2 separate regions of the Homo sapiens genome follow, and region 1 is linked to region 2. Evidence: chromatin loops called from intact Hi-C (ENCODE). Cell type or tissue: GM12878. All regions are shown on one strand. Each heading gives the region's core, and the rest is flanking DNA. Links, peaks and the distances in the headings are about the cores only.

The links. Peaks named below come from ENCODE experiments on the same cell type or tissue, not always from the same donor. Only the 100,000 strongest peaks of a DNase experiment are listed, where the experiment ranks them.
Region 1: a loop joins it to region 2, with 7 times the contacts of the local background. A loop is called at or near these places in 4 of 110 quality-filtered maps.

What each region holds. Positions count from the first base shown.
Region 1 is chr3:67,353,523-67,361,811 of GRCh38, forward strand. It overlaps a transcript of SUCLG2 not described here. Among named protein-coding and RNA genes, the nearest start is that of MIR4272, 130 kb to the left of the region's middle. In GM12878, for the core only: a CTCF peak has its summit at 4,504; no DNase peak of the experiment used is centred there.
Region 2 is chr3:66,985,663-66,993,951 of GRCh38, forward strand. No RefSeq gene overlaps it. Among named protein-coding and RNA genes, the nearest start is that of KBTBD8, 8.5 kb to the right of the region's middle. RefSeq lists enhancers at 2,289-3,038, 3,039-3,788, 3,789-4,538, 4,544-4,603. In GM12878, for the core only: CTCF peaks have their summits at 4,349 (motif pointing right) and 4,889 (motif pointing left); a DNase peak (open chromatin) is centred at 4,709; H3K4me3 peaks cover 665 bases; H3K27ac peaks cover 481 bases.

The DNA.
Region 1 (8,289 bases), core at 2,197-7,196, 370 kb after region 2:
AAAATTTGAAGAAGATAAAAAACATAAATATTTTACAACATTATTGAATTTTAAAAGTTGATAAGGCTCTGAGAATTGGACTATCTATAGGTCCCATACAATCCAACTTTTAGATGTTCATCATTATACTTTTTAGACATATTTTGCTGTTTTGTTGACTTCCACCTAACTTTGTATGTCCTAGGAAACACAGATTTGGATTTAGTCTTTATGCTTACAATTTCATCTTAAGCTAAAGTAAATAATAAAAAGTAAATCATTTTACTTGTTTCATCACTACTTTTAAGCTTGAACCATTTCCAGCCATTTATTTATTTTAGTCAATTGGTAGAATAACATAACAGCAAAAAATGCCCATGTAATAAATAATAGCACAATGTCATAAAATTAGTTGAGATGAACTGTACCTTGTTATCTACTTGGAAGAGCATTAAAAAATGCTTTTATGAGGCTATTAAATGACACTTCACCACTGGTTAATTCCTGAATATGGGGGTCATTGACTAGTGTTCTCATTTACCTTTCCAATTCAGGCCTTCTTCAAAAAGTCACCATTCTTTCTTAGAAAGAGATATTAATACAGCCTCTATTCATATTAACCCCACCATGTTATCATCATTCTTCTGATTCAAAATTAATAAATACTGAGAAACAAATTTTCCTCTATCAAAGGGACAGTTTTACTTTTTACTTGTTTCTGTATTCAGTCCAATCAATAACATTTTTAAGTTGTTGGTGGATATTCTGAATATTGTAATTTTTATCATTTTTAAAGGGGCAATTTTGTAAAATGACAAGACCATAAAGGGCTACCTTTGCATGTTCTCTGCTATAGAAAATCAGATGCACTTGTTTTTAGAGAAGAAAAAAAATCATTGTTGACAAAACTCCTGTACAAAGATCTCTAATGCCTTTGGCCAGTAGTCGTCATACCAGATGCAGTCTTTTTAATGTGGACCTTTTTGGTTTAGTCCTTCTTAATCTTTTAATACAATGATGATTAGATTAAATGGGAATGTATATTGAATAAAAATTTGCTAGCAAATATTTTTACTATAACACATTATTATATGAGATATTTTAATCAGCTGTTAAAATTTGATACATGTTGATATTTTCAGTATTTATATGGCTAATATAGCTACCTAGAGCATCCAACAATGTGTAATTAAAAATATTTATCATTACCAGAAATACAAAAGAAGTTGTGGTTAAAACTTAGGCTTTGATGTCATTCTGAACTGGGTTAAAACCTTGTGTTCTCACAAACGATGTGATCTTGATCAAGCAACAACTTCTCGAAATCTGTTTCTTTATTACTACTCAGTTGCAAGCCACATAAGGGTAAGGACCTTATCTACTGAGCTAATATTTTATCACCAACATTTAACACACTGCCTTGAATATGGTAGTCAATTAATAAATATTGAATGACTGAAATAATACATTGAATAATGGGGGCAGTAATATAATTTACCTCATAGGGTAGATGCGAACGTGAAATAAGATTAGGCATGTACAGATCCAGAAGAGAAACATGATTAACTAGCTATTATTAGGGTGACCATATAATTTGACATACATATCGGGACACTTCAGAATAACAGAGGGTGCCATTAATAGTTACATGGGGGCAAAAGATGTGAACTAAGGCCATCCAAGTCAAACTAAGGTATGTAGTCACCCCAGCTCTGGCAAATATTATTAGGCAATATAGGAAACCAAGGATAGAAGGAAATGTGTAATTGTAGATACGTAACATATAATTATTTGACAATGGTTGCAATGTAGACAAATAAAACCACAGCAATAGTGTCTAACCTGGCAAAAACTGCCCCCACCTACCTGCTCGAAGCATTAGAGAGAAGGAACAGTAGAAAAATGACGTTTCCTGAGTCCAAATTTCCACATTGGGTTTTTCAGATTCGTTTAACTTACCAAGTTGAATTAGATTAATAATTCTCTTTCAAGATTCCTTGTCAAATCTCTCACAGTGATTGTTTTTCACCTCTCATATTTCTGGCCCCGCCCTGTCTGAGTGGAATGTTTCAACTTCTAATTCGACAATTTACATATTGACCTGTTTCCTGGCCAATGTTTGTTCTTCCTCAGGATATCTCTGTACTATTACCTGTTCTCTCTTCCACCTCTTCTGTCTATAAAAAAGATACATCTTTCCTTTAGGCTATGGCCCTTCACCTCACAGACACTTTACGTATGTATGTATGTATGTATGTATGTACGTATGTATCTATGTATTTGAGACAGGTTCTTACTCTGTCCTCCAGGCTGGAGTGCAGTGGTGCAATCTCGGCTCACTGCAGCCTTGACCTCCTGACTCAAGTGATCCTCCCACCTCAGCCTCCCGAGTAGCTGGGACCACAGGTGCTCACCATCATACCCAGCTATTTTTTTGTATTTTTAGTAAAGATGGGGTTTTGCCACGTTGCCCAGGCTGGGACACTCTTCTCATCATAGCCTCCAAGATGTTGTTCTTTTTTTTTTTTTTTGAGATGGAGTCTTGCTATGTCACCCAGGCTGAAGTGCAGTGGTGCGATCTCGGCTCACTGCAGCCTCTGCCTCCTCTGCCTCCCGGGTTCCAGGGATTCTCCTGCCTCAGCCACCTGGGTAGCTGAGATTACAGGCATATGCCACCACGCCTGGCTAATTTTTGTATTTTTAGTAGAGATGGGGTTTCGCCATGTTGGCCAGGCTGGTCTCGAACTCTTGATCTCAGGTGATCCACCCGCCTTGGCCTCCCATAGTGCTGGGATTACAGGCATGAGCCACTGCGCCTGACCCAAGATGTTCTTCTATCAGTTTTTCACTCTCTTCTTATTGGTGTCTTCAATATCTCCTTCCTGATAAGATTCAGAAATCTGGATCTTATGCTCTGGAATCATAAACATTTATGTTCTAATTCTGGGTTTTCGATCTCTGTGTGATCTTAGGAAAGCTGGTTAACATCATTGAGCCTCAGTTTCTTCATGGTAAAGTGGTAATTGTAATGCCTAGCTCAAAGAATAGCAAGGAGGATTAAATGAGATAATGTATATAAAATGTCTAGGAGACTTCTGGGCAAGACATTGGCACCTTAGATTCAAACACTGGTGCACATCCTCTCCTCTAAGCAAATAATAAGGGTAGGCAGAACCTTAAAAGAGAAAAGTAATAACATATGTGGAGGCTAAAAAATAAGATAAATCTATCTGGAACCAAAAACTGAACAGAAATACAAAGTCATAAAAGGAGCTGAAAATGGAGGCCTGTTGGACTCTGTTTCCGAAATAGGCAGTGGCTACCAAGAGCTAGGCTTCTATGTGTCAACAAGGACCAAAGGAAAGGCACACAAGCGAGGCAACTGGAATCAGGAGTGACAGGGATCCAGTGTCTGGGGAGAAACTTTTCCATCCCATTGGCAGCACCATTTTCCTTTTTCAACTACAGGCTGCAGTTGTTTTCCACACACTCCCATCTTAAGGCGCCTGTAAGTGCCGTGTTCATAATTCAGTTTCTATTTCCCTTCCCATACCGCTACACTTTTATTGAATGTACATTTTGCATTCCTGTGAAAAACTCACAGTGATTTATACTGATATCCCAGTGGAGCAGGAACCTCAAGGTGACATTATAAGGACTCAGGGTCCAGCTGCTGAATGTAGACAACTGAAAGAGGGAGCAAGAGGAGGGAAAAGAGGGAAGGAGAGAAAAGAAAATAAGAACAATAAACAAAAGTAAATTAAATACTGATTCATCTGCAGCAGAATTTATTCCTGAAAAAATCTATTTTATAAAGGAAACTGACAATGGCTTTAAAATAAATGTTTCAGGTATTTAAAGACAAAAATGAGTAAAACCATGAACATAATAGATTACAACACATAGACTTGGGAGAAAAGAAATAATGATGAGTAAAGAAACTGATGAAATATGTCAGCAAATTTAATGAAGTATTGACTATTTTGGGTGTGTGTTAAACAACACTGTGTTTAGAGAAAAAAAACAAGATGGGGAAAGGGAGCAATTTGGTTAATTAAATTGTGATAAGTAGGAGGATAGAAATGATTAAAAATAGATTTGTTTAAAATATTTATAGTTAAATAGGTAGGTGAAAAAAATTCAGGGTTGCCACTAAAAGTAAACAATACAATATATGCTTTCTGTATTTGTTTTCTACATCTGTACAACAAATTATCACAAATTTAGCTACTTATAAAAATACATACATTATCTCAGAGTTTCTGTGGGTCAGGAGTATGGGCACAGGCTGGCTGGGTCTTCTCTGTTCAGTGTCTCACCAGGCTGCAATCAAAGGGTAGGCCTAGCTGTGTCCTCAAGTGAAGGCTCTCTTAGGGAAAAATCTACTTCCAAGCTTCCTAAGGTTGTTGGCTGAATTCAGGTCCTTGCAGCTGTAGGCCTGGAATCCCAGAATTCCTGCAAGTGTTGGCGAGACGCTGCTCTCAGCTCCCAGGAGGTATTTCCACGTCGTTGTCACCTGACTCCCTCTATAGGCAGTTCACAAAATGACTGTTTCTTTGAGGTCAGCAGGAGAATCTCTCAGACTCCTGTTTCTGATCTCTAAACCTTCATTTGAAGGGCTCCCATAATTAGATCAGGCCCAACCAGGATAACTTCCCTCTTCATTAAGTTAACTGATTAGAGACTTAAATCGCATCTTCAAAATCCCTTCCCCTTGGCTGCACAATGTAACCTAAGCACTGGAGTGCTGTCCCATCATATGCACCAGTCCTGCCCACACTCCAGGGAAGATTATACAAGAAGGTGGGAATTTTAGGGGCCATCTTAGAATCTGCCAACCACAGTCTGTCCTTTGAATCCCCAATGATTTACATTCCTCCCAGATGCAACATGTATTTACCCCTCTCAAAGTTCCCACCAGTCTTATCTCATTACAGCAACAGCTTACAGTCCAGTAATACCATATGTTTGTATGTGTATATCTTTTTCAACTGAAAAGGAGCAATAAGAAACAAAAATGAATGATAAACAGAAGAAACAAAAAATTGTAGAAAGAAATACAAATAAACCAATAATCACAACAAACATAAAGAAATTAAGTTTATTTTTTAAAAGATATAGATTTTTTAAATGAGTAAAGTGCACAGAGTCCAGCTATATGTTTCTTAAAAAACTACAACAAAATGCAGAAAGATTAAAAGAAAGGAACTAAAAAATATATGCCAGTAAAATTGTAATCCCCAAATATCTAGGGTTCTAATATAACATCAGATAAAACAGAACCTAAATCCAAATTATTACAGGGTTAAAGAAGAATACTACTAATGATACAAAAATAACTTCCTAAGATATATAATAATAATTAATTTATGCACATCTAACAGCATTCTCTCTCTCTCTACACACACACACACACACACACAATCATATTGAAACTGGGAACTTTTAACACAACTCTATTAAGTTTATTAACTTAATAATAGTAGAAAAGATTTGAAAACAGAATGAACATGTTTGATGTAATGAACTATAATAAAATTTGTACCTCTATGTTCTTTTCAAGTACAAAGATGCCATTTACAGTAATTAACTGTATCATAATCAAATGTCAACACATCTCAAAGTTTCAATATCATAGCGACTATGTTATCTCACTGTAATGAAATTAAACCAGAAATTAAAAATTAAAAGATAGATAAAAGATCATATATTTAGAACTCTAGAACATTCACTCCTAAATAACATAATCCAAAGGAAAATAACAGTGAGAGAATTACAAAGTATTTAGGATAGAACACCAATGAAAAGACAGCTGAAACTGCAAAATTAGTGAGATGCAGATAAAATATTTACAGGTAAGTTTAAATGGATCTATTCAATATCAAGAAAGACTAAATATAAATGAGTTAAGTATTTAAAGATCTAGACAAAGAATTTAGAAAGAGTAACTCAAAATAATCAGAAGAAAAAATAACAAACATAATCAAGAAATACATAAAATAGAAAACTATAATACACTGGGGCGAATGAACGTGACCACAGCTTGGTTCTCTGAGAAACAGAAAAGGCTGTAGCAAGACTAATTTTTTAAGAATAGGCATAAATAAACAATAACAGCAAGAGAAAAGGAGAAAGATACACCACAGATACTAAAAATGCAATAGTCTGAGAATCAAGGTAATTACATTCTGCTTGTTGATGACTGAGGTAGGAGCAGGCATATGACAATTCTTGTGAAAAGGACAATGAGAAAAAAGGAGAAATTTTGCTAGAACTCTTCTTGAAAAGTATTATTTGCTTTTAGGAAAGGTCAGAAGACAAGAAACTGCCCCTTCCTGATTTTGGATGTTGTTGTCTGAAGATGTGATGGTTGGTACTGTGGCAACCACATTGGATCATGAGGGCAAAACCAAGGGAATAAGAGAAGTTAACAAGAACATTACTGAGCCCCTGAAGAACCAACCCTAGAACCGCCCTATTTTCAGATTCCTGTTATGTGAGATAATACAGTATTTATGTTTAATTAGCTCTTATAAGAATATTCTATGACTTGGAGCCAAATGCATTCTAACGGATATAACATTCTGGAACCAGTTTCTTAATTTTGTTTTATAAACAGATTATAAATAGAGAAGCAAAGTTTTTCCAACTGGAGTGGAATAATCTGAGAGGCCTTCTCTCATGGATGGCTAATATGGTACAGGAGTCATGAATGAAGAGAGGCTGTTATATAGAACGTTCTGAACTCTGATGGAGGTGCTGAACAATAAGGAGGATTAACAAGTGATGTGACAGAAGCTATCCAAAGGGAAAGGACCAATGGCTCATTCCCCACCCATTTAAGGAGCCAAAGCTCTTGGCAATCTGAACATAGTTATCGATTATACATACCCTTCATCCTCATAACTCTTCAAATGCCTTTATTAAACAAGAACACTTCTTGCATACATTACCTACCTGGACACAATTCTAAAATATTTTTGGTGAATGAACAGCTATAAGCCATGCCCTTCCATTTTCCATTTCCATTAGCATGCAGCTGAACCCAAATGTAAAAAAATAATTTTGTGATGATATTCATTAATTTGGAAAAGTAATCTCAGCAAGTATCTTAGCAAAGTAAATCTTTAACATAAAAAAATGCTGATGGCACACTTACTCAGATTTTGGTGGGCGACGTTCTCTTGGATACCAGTTATATTCTCATTTGAATTTCCTGTTTCTTGTTTTATGTGCATATAACTTCCTTTTTTTTCCATAAAAGTACCTGAAATTGGAGTGAGATTCTTGTAATGAGTTTTTTCTTGCAATATATTTAGATGAACAACAACAGTATGGTATTCCTAAGATCCTGTTACTCCTATTCCTTAATGGAAACATCGTGTTACTGATTCTTCTCCCACTGGAGGAATATGCTTTGAGGACTGAACTTTTTTCCCTGTCTCTCTCTCGTTTATTGGGAAAACAACGTCATCGTCTTCTTGGATTGCTGACATTTGGATAAGGCAGATGAAACAAGTAAGTGTCCTACGTCCAGATAGAAATAGCAACCATGCACAAAATTTTCTTATAAAACAGATAATAGAGTGACTATAATAGAGACTAGACCAGAAGTCTGGATTCTTGGGTCCAACTGTTCAATCTTAGGCTTGTTCTGAGATGCCGGAAAAAAAAAAAAATCACTCAAGAGTCTTTTGGTGCCTTTTTGGGCTGCACCTATAAATGGTAATTATACTTTTCTATTATAGAGTTCTCCACCATCTATTGTGATGTGTAACTATATCAAAGGAGTAGTTGACAGCTTAGTTAATGCATAGAGTATAAATCACGTTGAGTTTCTCACAGGAATACAAAATGTACATTAAATACAAAGTCTAGCAGCATGAGAAGGGAAATAGAAACTGTGAATCATGAGCACACCACTTACAGATGTCTCAAGATGTGGGTTATGTGGAATACAACTGCAGCCTGTAGTTAAAAAAGGAAACTGATGCTACTGGTGGGATGGGTTGTTTTCTAGGGCAGGGCTCAGGAGACAGACGAGACAGATTTCTACCCTCGACTTGAAAATGGGCCATTGTGTGAGCCTTGGCAACTTTGGTACAGCCTGCAGCGACTAAAATGGCCTGGCCCCTGCCCACTTCTCTATTATTAGATAGATTGCATTAACGGCCCAATTCTTCATCCTTTCCTGTATCCTTGCTTTTTTGCCATGGGGTTTTAAGCAACTCCTACAAAGAGGTAGAGTATATTTGGGGTATCTTGATTTAGAGTTTGGCCATGTGACTTGCTTTGGCTAATAGAATTTTA
Region 2 (8,289 bases), core at 1,372-6,371:
TATTTCACTAAATGTTTTCCAGGTTCATCCATGTTGTTGAAAATGACAGGATTTCCTCCTTTTCTATGGCTGAATAGTTTCCATTGCGTATATATACCACATTTTTCTTTCTTTTTTTTTCAGATTAGTCCACTGAAGCAGTGAGAGTATACTGCATTTTTTTTTTTTAATCCACTCATCTGTTGACGGACACATAGGTTGATTCCGTATCTTGGCAATTGTGAATAGCGTTGCAATAAACATGGAAGTGCAGATATCTGTTTGACGTACTGATTTCAATTCCTTAGGATATATACACAGTAGTGAGACTGATGGGTCATATGGTAGTTCTATTTTTAATTTTTTGAGGAACTGCCATACTGTTTTCCATAATGGTTGTACAAATTTACATTCCTACTGACAGTGTGCAAGTTTCCCTTTTCTCCATATCCTCGCCAACACTATATTTTGTCTTTTTGCTAATAGATATCCTAAAAGGTATGAAGCTAGTCCAGTGAAAAAATGTGGAATTTAGCTATAAAGTTATATCCCAGATGGCAAGTTTTGTTTCCTAGTCTGAGCCTCAAGCCTTGTGGAACAACTGACTCCAGAATGTCAGCTATGATGCCTGGCAAAAGGATATTTGTGGGTTGTTAACTTGTGAATCAAAAGGCAAACCCTGGCCCAGCAGTATGTTATACCTCATTTTGGTTTTAATTTGCCTTGATATCTCTTCTTATGAGGGTACCAATCCGACAATAAGGGCCTCACCTTTATGACCTCATGCAAACCTAACTATCTCCCAAAGGCCCATCCCCAAATATTACATGGGGGTTTAGGGTTTCAACATATGAATTTGGGAGAGATACAATTCAGTACACAGTAGCAATCAACAAGGAAGTCACCAAGGGTGCAATCTGGTACAACGAAGTGTTAGGCCTCATATGCACCCAAGTGCTAATTCAGCACTTTTTCTCTCAGCATAATGTATAGCGAGTGAGCCAGGCAGCCTAGGGCCTGGTGCTGATAAATCAAAGTCATTTCAGACTAAATCATCATAAAAAAGCATACCTTTGCCGGGCATGGTGGCTCATGCCTGTAATCCCAGCACTTTGGAAGGCTGAGGCGGGTAGATCACAAGGTCAGGAGTTCGAGACCAGCCTGACCAACATGGTGAAACCTTGTCTCTACTAAAAATACAAAAATTAGCCGGGTGTGGTGGTGCACACCTATAGTCCCAGCTACTCAGAAGGCTGAGGCTGAGGCTGAGGCTGAGGCAGGAGAATTACTTGAACCCAGGAGGCGGAGGTTGTGGTGAGCCGAGATTGTGCCACTCCACCCTCTCCATCCAGTCTGAATGACAGAGTGAGACTCCGTCTCCAAAAAGAAAAAAAAGCCTACCTTTATTTTCACCTTCATCCATATGCCTTTTTTTTTTTCCGTTAAGGAGAGAAACCAGTTGACACTGTGTGGCAAAATCTGGAATCATCTATCATCACTATTGGAAAAATACCCAGGAGAGCAGCAGCATCAACTTCTATTCATTAACAAAGATCTCAATACAGTTGAGCATCCTTAGTCTGAAATCCTTCAAAATACCAAATTTTTTGAGTGCCAACATGATGCCACAAGTAGAAAGTTCCATATCTGTTGAGGTGTGGGGAGCTAGGGAAGGGATAGCATTAGGAGAAATACCTAACGTAGATGACGGGTTGATGGGTGCAGCAAACCACCATGGCATGTGTATATCTATGTAACAAACCTGCACGTTCTGCACATGTATCCCAAAACTTAAAGTATAATTAAAAAAAAGTAAAAAAAAAAAAAATTCCACATCTGAAGTCATGTTCCAAGTTGCAGTCAAACACACAGTTGTACCTTTGTTTCACGAACAAAATTATTAAAAGTATTATATGAAATTATCTTCAGCTTATGTATATAAGGTATATGTGAAACATAAATGAATTCTGTGTTTAGACTTGGGTCACATCCCCAAGATATCTCATTATATATGTTCAAGTTTTCTAAAATCCAAAACATTTCAAAGTCAGATACATGGGTCCCAAGCATTTGTGATAAGGAATACTCAACTTGTACTGCTTTCCATCATATCCAAACACTCACTCTGGCCAGGTGGGGTGACTCACACCTGTAATCCCAGCACTTTGGGAGGCCGAGGGTCCAGCATTGCTTGAACCCAGTAGTTCGAGGCCAGCCTGGGCAACATAGTGAGACCCTGTGTCTACAAATGATTTAAAAATTATCTGGGCATGGTGGCACATGTCTCTAATCCCAGCTACTTGGGAGGCTGGGGTGGGAGGATCAGTTGAGCCTAGAAGGTTGAGGCTGCAGTGAACTGTGCTCTCACCATTGCACTCCAGCGTGGGCAACAGAGTAAGACCCTGTCTCAAAACAAACAAAAAACCAAACATTCATAGTTCTGCCATATTTTCTTTAAGGAAAAAACAAAATAATTTTTATTGTCATCTCATTGCAACAGTTCAAGCTTAGTAGAACCTCCTTTCTACTACTTTTGTTTCTTTACTTTTTCTTTTGAAAATGTTTAAACCTGCAAGAGTACAGTGAATTCCCACAAAGTCTTTAATTTACCAAAAGGTTGACATTTTACCACGTTTGCTATATTATTTTCTGCATATGTACTTTTATACTTATTATTAGTGCCATACCACTTGACAATAAGTAGTAGAAATCATGGCCCTTCACTTTAGCTTGTATTCCTTTTTTTTTTTTTTTTTTGAGACGGAGTCTCGCTCTGTCGCCCAGGCCGGACTGCGGACTGCAGTGGCGCAATCTCGGCTCACTGCAAGCTCTGCTTCCCGGGTTCACGCCATTCTCCTGCCTCAGCCTCCCGAGTAGCTGGGACTACAGGCGCCCGCCACCGCGCCCGGCTAATTTTTTGTATTTTTAGTAGAGACGGGGTTTCACCTTGTTAGTCAGGATGGTCTCGATCTCCTGACCTCATGATCCACCCGCCTCGGCCTCCCAAAGTGCTGGGATTACAGGCGTGAGCCACCGCACCCGGCCTTTAGCTTGTATTCTTTTAGAACAAAGGCATTTACCTAATAAACAGGGCCTAGAGGGTGAAAGGAAGAAATGGCTGGTATTCACCAAGGACAGATACAAAAGGGACCAATTTTTTGACGAAGAATTTGCACAGCAATTAAATTTCCCCTGTGACTGCAGGAACCTTGTAAGTAAAAGAATTTCAAACTGAGCTTAGGCATGCTCCTTTGACCTGTTTTAGCCTGAGCAATTAATAAAGTGTTTGGATTGTATTTGCACTACAAGCCTCAACTCCCTGAAGAGTAAGTAGGCTAACACACAGGTGGAAAAATTAGCAATTTATTGATTCGGTACATTCCAAACATAGTTGAAGCTTTCTTAAGCTGTTTCTAAGACCCCAAGCTGTGTGCATTCTTGTGATCATATTGGCTCCCTCTCAGCCATCGGGATTAACATACTGCTGGGCCAGGGTTTGCCTTCTGATTCACAAATTAACAACCCACAAATATCCTTTTGCCAGGTAGTCAGTTCCGGAGTCAGTTCTTCTGCAAGGCTTGAGGCTCAGACTAGGAAACAAAACTTACCCTCTGGGAAATAACATTAAACCTAAATTCTAACACAATTTGATGCTGAAAGATCAAAGATTCCTCAGTGTAGTTTACTAATAGTTCCCCACCGTTAAGTATAAAAAATTCCTTCCACATGCCTTTCGCCTCTGCATTCAACTGTGTTTGACAAAGCCTGTCTCACAAACTCAATTAGAACCACTGAGCTTAAACACACCCCTTTCCTTGGTCACTTACAGTAGATCTTTTCCTGACTGCTCCTATCGTGGCAGGGACTGCTCTTAGAAAAATGTGCTCTTGTAAAAAAGATCTCACAATAGCTCTCACATGAAGCTTATCGTCAATGGTCAGTGTCCGATTATGTCATGCCGTGTTGTTTTTCCAATGGGACAGACTGCTGCTTTCATCAAGTTGGAGGATATATTTATGGTACTGTTTTGAAGGGCAGTGTTTTAAGTTTGAATTACAAGATATTTTTGAAAATATAGTCAACTCTTTCATTTGGAGCTCAAAATGAATATACTAAATCTGCACTTCTGAATAGAAGTCCATATGCCTGGACATAAAATGTGCAGTGATAGAGCACAGTGGGACTTCATGAGTATTGGTGTATATAGTCTCAACTATAGACATTTCGAAGGCATAATTTTCATTTCAATAGATTAAGGCATGTGTGTGAGAAAAGCGTGAAAATTATAAGAGCCCAGAGTTCTTAACTATTGACATTTGGGGCCAGATAATTCTTTGCTGAGGTATAGCCATCCTAGCCTCTATCCACTAGGTGCCAGTATCAACATTCACACCCCAAAAGGAGACAACCAAAAATGTCTCTAGAGATTCCCAAATATTCCCTGAGGGACAAAAATCACCCTTGGGGAGAATCCCTGCAATAAATTGTTTTGGTTTATTTTCCCATGTGGCCAAAGTAAACCAATCTTAGAAAGTGCTGGTTTGTCTTAGTCATATGTGAATATGCTACGGAGTGTCTACTTACCTGCACGGTCACAAGGTTTTCTTTATCTCTGCATCACTAAGAGTGTCTAGCACAGTCCTCTTATAATATGTCTGTGATTGGTGCTGATTCCCAGATGTTTCTAGCTTTTCTCCTTCCGGGAATGGTAGAATAGGACTTCCTATTATACTTCCACTTTAGATGGTCACATGACTTGTTATGGCCAATGAAATGGGACTGGAAGTGATGCGTGTTTCTCCAGGTGGAAACATTAAGATCCAATGCACAATTTACCACGTTTCCTTTTTTTCTGGCATGGTGACCAAGCACATTTGCCAAGATGGCTGCTCTCTCAGTCTGGCCTCTCAGTTACTGCAAAGAGTAGAGCCCCCTGCTGATCTGACTTGGATATAAGCATGAGTGAAAAACAAAATTTTGTTGATATAAGCTGCTGAAAGTGTGGGGTTGTTTGTTACAAGTAACAGTATGTGTTAGTTACAACTAACAGTATGATAGGCTAAGATATGTTTTCAGTGTCACAGACATTTGAATTCAGAGCGCCTATGAGTGGTTTGGTTCCTTTTCTTCCATACTTTAGAAAGGTTAGGAATCACCAGTGATGATGAGCCTATGCCACCACATTGAGCTGAGAAGACAGCTGCATCTTGGGTTCCTGCTCCAGCTTAACTGTGATTAATCTGTAAACTGGTTAATTTACCATGAAGAACAACAAATTAATTGCTATATAATAAGCTGAAAAATTAAATGGAATTTTCATTTTACTATTCAAGTACTACCACAAGTAGTAATAACTAATATTTACTGAGTACTTTCTCTGTACCAGTGGCTGAGCTAAACACTCTGCATATATTTGCATAGATTATCTCCTTTACTCCTCATAATAGTTCTGTAAGGTTAATGCTCTTTTAGCCCAATTTTAAAGCTGGGAAACCTGAGGCATGAAGAAATTATTAGCTTCCTCTGCGTCATAGCTAGAAAGTGTTTCAGTGAGATTTGAACTTGGGTAGTCTGATTCCAGAGTGTGTGCCTCTTCACAGTTACGGGAATCTACCTCCTAAAGAGTGATTTTCACTCTGATACCCCAGAAAACCAGGTACGTATGTATTGTGCAGACATAGACACAAGTTAGAGCTATGTGTTCTCTAACAAAGAGGTCTTGAGAAACATTGGAGAAAGCAGCCATATATTTGAATTGGCACAAGATCAGTTAAAGGCTGGTTCTTCTCCATGGATTATGGTAAACCGAGTCGCTCAAATCTACTGTAATTAAGTGAATATAATTCTTTCTTAGGGATTAAACTGGGTATGCAAGAGAACAACATGTAAAACATCTGTTCTTAAGATGCTTCTTTGGCCCTGTGTCACAACTAATCTACTTAGTGTTATAATTTTGTTTCCAGATATATATATACAGCATTCAGCCACAATTATGACTAAGGCTTAAAGTCTCTATTATATTAACCTGCCATCTTTAAGTCTTACAGCCAGTAAGGTGGCTTATCTCCAAATATGACTCACACGCAACCATACTTCCTGGTATTCAGGACATTTTGCAATTCCCTCCCATGTTGAATCTCACTCTTCTCACAAGATGACCCAGGGAGCCCCTCCTGCAACAAAAATACATACTTTACAGATAGATTTGGGGTGATTGTTTACCTTGCAATTTTCTGTTTAAAGTATTATTTATTTGAGTTCTTTTAAATGTTAAGATTCTCTCCATTTTTATTAGTATTAAACATTTGATGGAGAGACCTGGAGGAGAGAGCAGAGAGAAGTAAAACTGAGGCCATGAAACTTAGCGTTCAACTATTGGAAAGCTCAGTAAACTCTTCATGCAGTAATTCATCCATTGTAATAGTACAATGAATGAATGACTCTTCATGCAGTAATACAGTACTACTATGATGGATGAATTACTGCATAAGAGTTTACTGTTTATCCATTGTACTACTTTCCTTTTGCTGCTGTAACAAATTACCACAATCTTAGTGGTTTAATACAGCACAAATTATCCTACAGTATTGGATGTTAGAAGTCCAAAACCATGATGGCGGCAGGACTGCCTTCCTCACGCAAGATCTAGGGCAGAATCCATTCCCTTGCCTTTTCTAGCATTTAGAGGCTGCCTACATTCCTTGTCTCATGACCTCTTATTTCATCTTCAAAGCATGTCACTCAGCCTCTGCTTCTGTGATCACATCTCTTCTTATAAGGACCATGTGATCACAATGAGCCCACTTGGATAACCCCTACATCTTGAAATCCTTAATTTAATCACATCTTCAAAGTCTCATTTGCCATGTGAGATAACATAGTCACAGGTTCTGGGGATTAGAGTGTGACCTTCTTTGGGCAGCCATTATTCTGTTCACTACATCCATTCCCATTCAATATATTCATTTATGCAATTAATTATGTAAGCATTTATTGATACATAACATATCAAACAGTGAGCTAGTTGATAGAAATGTAAAGAATATAAAGAATTGACTACATGCGTTCAAAGCAGCATGCATAGACCTTACTTAAATACATGGTACCAAGTGAAAAAGTTAGAAACAAATTGAGATCCATAGCATGATACCATTATATAAACCATAAGAGCACATAATCAACACATATTCAATACATTAATACATATTTTACAAGAACAGAAACACAGGATCCACATCAAACCCATTATAATGGTTGTATTTGAAGTTGGAAGAGGATGGAAGTAAAGAATGGGGATTGAAGGCAACAGTACATATGTAGCAAAAGAGATGGGGCATATGGACCAAAGATAATATTGTGTTGTGAACCAAGAAGTATAACTCTACGCTGTGAAATGGATATTTAAAAGGAAAACAAACAAACTACCTTTAAATAATAAACAAAGTACACTTATGTAAACTTTAATAGTGCTGTTAACAAAGTGGGAGAACATACAGCACAGAGGACCACAGAGCAGGTAGAAGGAGGATGTTGTAGAACACTTGTTCTCAACTGCGATGATTTTCCCCCAGAAGACATTAGACAATGTCTGGGGCCATTTTAATTTTCGTAACTGAGAGGTGGGTGCTACTGGCACCTAGTGGGTGGAGGACAGAGATGCTGCTAAGTATCTGACGATGCACAGGGCAGCCCCTACAACAAAGAATTGTCTAGCTGAAAATGCCAAGAGTGCTGAGATAAAGAAAAACCATGTGTAGAACAACCAGAAAAAAATCCCTGAAATTATTGTGACATGTCAATAGATTTGATTTATAAATATTTGATTATTTGGGGGATTAAAATATAATCAACTACTCATCCTCTATGTTCTCTCTGCTGGGTTTAAGGAATTCCTTTCCAAACACCTGATGCCTATTCTTCATGAATTTCAGTTCCTGTGTCTACACACTGATGATTACTGATCCCTGATTCTCCTTACACTTAGAGTTTTTAGTGATTCCATGGACTTAAAAAAAATCAAATCATAATTGGGGTTAGAAAGAATCAACAATCATTGTTTAATTCCATTAGTTCTATTTGGGTTATAAGCCAATCTTCAAACAGAGAAGAGTGCTGATGTCTCACATTTTGACAGTGGCTTTGGCTCATGCAATCATTCTAAGTTTGAATATTACTGAATAAATTAAGGGTAAAGTAGAGTAATTCTATTCAGGATCTCCAATCTGGTACAATAATTCAATCTTTCAGTAGAACAGTGAAGCAGTGTCTACTTAATAAATATGGATGGCTAATCACACACATATATATTTT